Regions from separate parts of the Homo sapiens genome. Here region 1 is linked to region 2. Evidence: read pairs that join two places in POLR2A ChIA-PET (ENCODE). Cell type or tissue: OCI-LY7. All regions are shown on one strand. Region 1 overlaps UBE2G1 (ubiquitin conjugating enzyme E2 G1). Region 2 has its middle 3.3 kb from the start of UBE2G1.

What was found. Peaks named below come from ENCODE experiments on the same cell type or tissue, not always from the same donor. Only the 100,000 strongest peaks of a DNase experiment are listed, where the experiment ranks them.
Region 1: POLR2A ChIA-PET joins it to region 2 with 5 read pairs; 9 of 35 experiments call an interaction of 5 or more read pairs at or near these places.

Annotation. Positions count from the first base shown.
Region 1 is chr17:4,282,035-4,284,534 of GRCh38, forward strand. UBE2G1 (ubiquitin conjugating enzyme E2 G1) reads right to left here. Exons shown (of 6, transcript NM_003342.5): 5 at 764-887. The coding sequence ends at 801. Among named protein-coding and RNA genes, the nearest start is that of ANKFY1, 19 kb to the left of the region's middle. In OCI-LY7, no CTCF peak of the experiment used is centred here; no DNase peak of the experiment used is centred here.
Region 2 is chr17:4,368,773-4,371,272 of GRCh38, forward strand. No RefSeq gene overlaps it. Among named protein-coding and RNA genes, the nearest start is that of UBE2G1, 3.3 kb to the left of the region's middle. RefSeq lists an enhancer at 975-1,024. In OCI-LY7, a CTCF peak has its summit at 26; DNase peaks (open chromatin) are centred at 489, 1,069 and 1,919; H3K4me3 peaks cover 1,882 bases; H3K27ac peaks cover 2,500 bases.

The sequences.
Region 1 (2,500 bases), 87 kb before region 2:
CCCTATCTGTAAAGACCAAGGAGATAGAAGACCAACTTTTTGTTTGTTTGTTTTTTGTTTTTTTCTGAGATAGAGTCTTGCTCTGTTGTCCAGGCTGTAGTGCCACGGTGCAATCTTGGCTCACTGCAACCTCCGTCTCCCAGGTTCAAGCGATTCTCCTCCCTCAACCTCCTGAGTAGCTGGGATTACAGGCACACGCCACCAGGCCTGGCTAATTTTTGTATTTTTAGTAGAGGGGAGGTTTCACCATGTTGTCCAGGCTAGTCTCAAACCCCTGATCTCAGGTGTTCCACCCGCCTCGGCTTCCCAAAGTGCTGGGATTACAGGCATGAGCCACCACGCCTGGCCAGAAGACCAACCTTAAAGGAATAGGTAGATGACTAATAGTCTTGCCTATACCCTACATAATACAGTATATGAAGATACATTAGTGCCCAAGTGATCAGGATGCTAGATCAAAAAGTCAAACAAAGAAACTAAACTGAAATAACAACCTTATCATTAGAAACTTTACCATCAGTGAAAAGAAACAGACCAGCATACTAACCATATGAATGCAGAATATCTAGTCAAAAACAGCTGGGTGTCTTAGGAGAAAAGCAAGCAGATTATACAGTAGTTTTGAGAACGAGACTACAGGATAATACCATTAAAAAATGAAGTCAATGAAAAAATGTAATTCAAATACCCAAATCACACAATTTCCAAAAACTAATAGGATACTTACAAAAAAACAAAAGTATGATATTTAAAATAAACTTACCCTGAAATAAGTGAAGTTACTAGCTGCTAAATAAATGTCACTCAAAAGCAGTCTCTTGGCTTTTTCTTACACAGCGGGCAACTTTTCTTTTAAATTCTCCATTTCTATCTTCCCTCCATTCTTTCTGTAGATTAAAAAAGCAGTATCAAGTGATTTCATGCAAACTCCCCTTTATAATCTCAAATATTTATTTTAATTTTGAATGTAATCCCTTGGTGATTTGTACACTTCAGAAACATTATAGAGTTGAAAAGGTAGAAAGCAGTTAGACATACTTTTTCAAGACACTACCAGGATATACAGGCAGAAATCTCCTATGCAAATTACCTCTACATTAAAAATTATCTTTAAAAAAGAAAAAGGTCACAAAAGAACATTTACAGTTTTGTATTACACTGAAATAGAAAGCTAAAATATACCAATAAGACATTCAGGCCAGGGGCCGTGGCGCACGTCCATAATCCCAGCAAGCTGGGAGGCCGAGGTGGGCGGATCACGAGGTCGGGAGTTTGAGACCAGCCTGACCAATATGGTGAGAATAAAAGTACAAAAATTAGCCAGGCGTGGTGGCACATGCCTGTAATCCCAGCTACTCAGGAGGCTGAGGCAGGAAAATCGCTTGAACTGGGGAAGTGGAGCTTGCTGTGACCTGAGATGGTGCCACTGCACTGCAGCCTGGACGACAGAGCGAGACTCCATCTCAAAAAAAGACATTCAGTTGGTAATCTGAAGGATTACCAACTCTCCCTATTGGAAACAACCAGAAAATAAACATAAAAGTGTCTGCAACATAAGGTAGATAGGTGGGATGCATCATATTGAGATGATACTAAGTACCATTTCTACTGTAGAGGAAAATATATGACAATTATCACTGTCACTGCCTGACATACAAAAATGGAACAGAACAGTGGGGTAATGAAGGGAGGGGAGGGAAAGGGAAGAGCAGGAGAGAGAGGAGTTGGAGGAGAGAGGAAACAAAGGGAAAAGGGTCTATTAAACAGAGGCCTAGAGAAGCTAAAATTTGGAAATGGCAAATCTGAGAAGAGCCTGAATAAAAAGTGGGGCTGAGGCCATGCACAGTGGCTCACGCCTATAATCTCAGCACTTTGGGAGGCCGAGGCAGGACCTCAGGATCACCTGAGGTCAGGACTTCAAGACCAGCCTGGCCAACATGATGAAACCCCATCTCAACTAAAAGATACAAAAATTAGCTGGACGTGGTGGTGCATGCCTGTAGTCCCAGCTACTTGGGAAGCTGAGGTGGGAGAATCGCTTGAACCTGAGAGGCAGACGTTGCAGTGAGGCAATATCGTGACACTGCACTCCAGCCTGAGCGACAGAGCGAGACTCCGTCTCTCAAAAAAAAAAAAAAAAGAGGGCCTGAAAATAGAGATTAATTGAAAGTCTGTATACTCAACATTTTCCCTCACCTATATCCAAAATTTTAACTTTCCCAAAATAATAATATATAAACTTTATATAAATATACTGAAGAATACTATAATTAGAACCGCTAGGCTGGGTGTGGTGGCTCACATCTGTAATCTCAGCACTTTGGGAGGCAGAGGCAGGTGGATCACCTGAGGTCAAGAGTTTAAGACCAGACTGGCCAACATGGTGAAACCCCATCTCTACTAAAAATACAAAAAATTTAGCCAGGCATGGTGGCACGTGCCTATAATCCCTGTTACTCAGGAGGCTGAGGTGAGAGAATCACTTGAACTCGGGAGGCAA
Region 2 (2,500 bases):
TCAAGTGATCCACCCGCCTCAGCCTCCTAAAGTGATGGAATTGCAGGCATGAGCCACTATGCCCAGCCCAAAATATTTTTTTAATAAACATTTTAAAATTTTAATAAAAATTTTTAAAGCCTGGAGACCCTTATGGAGATTGTGGCAGTAACTAAGACTTGGATTAAGGAGTGTCCATAAAATATTTAGGCCTTGGTGGCCAGGCGAGGTGGCTCACGTCTGTAATCCCCGCACTTTGGGAGGCCGAGGCGGGCAGATCACCTGAGGTCAGGAGTTCGAGGCCAGCCTGACCAACATGGAGAAACCCCGTCTCTATTAAAAATACAAAATTAGGGCCTAGGGCAGTGGTTCACTCCTATAATCCCAGCACTTTGGGAGGCCAAGGCAGGTGGATCACGAGGTCAGGAGGTCAAGACCAGCCTCACCAACATAGTGAAACCCCGTCTCTACTAAAAATACAAAAATTAGCTGGGCGTGGTGGCCAGCTAATAGTAGTCCCAGCTGCTTGGGAGGCTGAGGCAAGAGAATCGCTTGAACCCAGAAGGCAGAGGTTGCAGTGAGCCGAGATCGCACCACTGCACTCCAGCCTGGGCGACAGAGCAAGACTCTGTCTCAAAAAAAAAAAAAAAAAAAAAGGCGAAATTAGCCGGGCGTGATGGTGCATGCCTGTAATCCCAGCTACTTGGGAGGCCGAAGCAGGAGAATTGCTTGAATCCGGGAAGGGGAGGTTGCTGTGAGCTGAGATTGTGCCATTGCACTCCAGCCTGGGCAACAAGAGTGAAACTCCGTCTCAAAAAAAACAAAAAACGAAAAAACAAAGAATATGTAGGCCTTGGTGATCTATGGGATATAGGAAAGAGCAGGGAGCACCACAGGTGACTCTCCTGACCCGGGTGACTGGGTGCCATTGGTATGACAGACCAAGTCCAAGGAGTGGGTCTCGCTTTGTTGGTTAGGCTGGTCTCAAACTGGTCTCAAGCGATCCTCCCGCCTTGGCCTCCCAGAGTGCTGGGATTACACGCGTGAGCCACTGCACCTGGGCCCTCTTGCTTTTGAGGTTAATGCCATCCAGCTGCAGCACTTGCCACTCCCCTTTGGTGCTGTGACCTGCAGACCCATTCATCATGGACTTTTCCTCCTGCCTCAGAGCCCTTCTCTTCATTCTACTCCAGCCCTCCACCTTGGGGACCTAATTACCCACATGAATGACCCGTCCGGTACCCCTGCCTCTCACCACTTGACTTCCTCTCCTTCCCTTCCCACCAGCTGGCCTCTCCGTGTTCCCGTGGGACAGTCTCGCCACCCAAAATTCCACCACACCCCAGTACTTGGTTTCAAGCCACGCACCCTGACCACCATTCCTTATCCTTCCAGCTTACTGGCTTTAGCGTTCACGCCACACAGCTCTTCCACACCAACAAGACCCCATTCTGTGTACCACTTTTTTTTTTCTTTTCTTTTTAAAACAGAGTCTCGCTCTGTCAACCAGGCTGGAGTGCAGTGGTGCGATCTCGGCTCACTGCAGCCTCCGCCTCCCGGGTTCAAGTGATTCTCCTGCCTCAGCCTCCCGAGTAGCTGGGACTATAGGCGCGTGCCACCATGCCTGGCTCTTTTTTTTTGTATTATTGGTAGAGATGGGGTTTCACCATGTTAGCAAGGATGGTCTCAATCTCCTGACCTCGTGATCTGCCCACCTCGGCCTCCCAAAGTGCTGGGATTAGAGGTATGAGCCACCGCGTCCAGCCCTGTTTACCACTTTTTTACTATCTGTCATTTCCTTCCTGTTCTCCTCTTCCTTCTCTTCTGAGCTTAGAGAGTAGTCCATTACTACAACCCTTCTCTTCATACGCCCTCAACAAACTTGGCTGTTTGTCTCCTTCTCTCACCATTTTAGTGCCTGGCTGATCCTCAAGCCTGAATGAACGCTTGCACACCCAACTGTCTAACTATTGCTTTATTTAACAAACATTTACTGAGCAACTGCTATGAGCTAGACACAATCCTAGGACTCAAGGTCTAGGTGTAAACTACACTGACCAGGTTCCTACCTCATGACAGTAACATCTAATGGGACAGAATAGTCAAAAAGTAAACAACAGCCAGGCGTGGTGGCTCACGCCTATAATCCCAGCAATTTGGAAGGCCGAGGTGAGTGGATCACCTGAGGTCAGGAGTTGGAGACCAACCTGGCCAACATGGAGAAACCCTGTCTCTACTAAAAATATAAAAATCAGCCGAGCATGGTGGCACATGCCTTTAATTCCAGCTACTCGGGAGGCTGAGGCACAAGAATCACTTGAACCCGGGAGGCAGAGCTTGCAGTGAGCTGAGATCAGAGTGAGACTCCATCTCAAAAAAAAAAAGAAGTAAACAACTATTAAGGTCAACATTTGTTCAGGCCTGGTAGCTCACGACTGTAGTACCAACACTTAGGGAGGTCGAGGCAGTCAGATCTCTTGAGCCCAAGATTTCGAGACCAACCTAAGCAACAAGGTGAGGC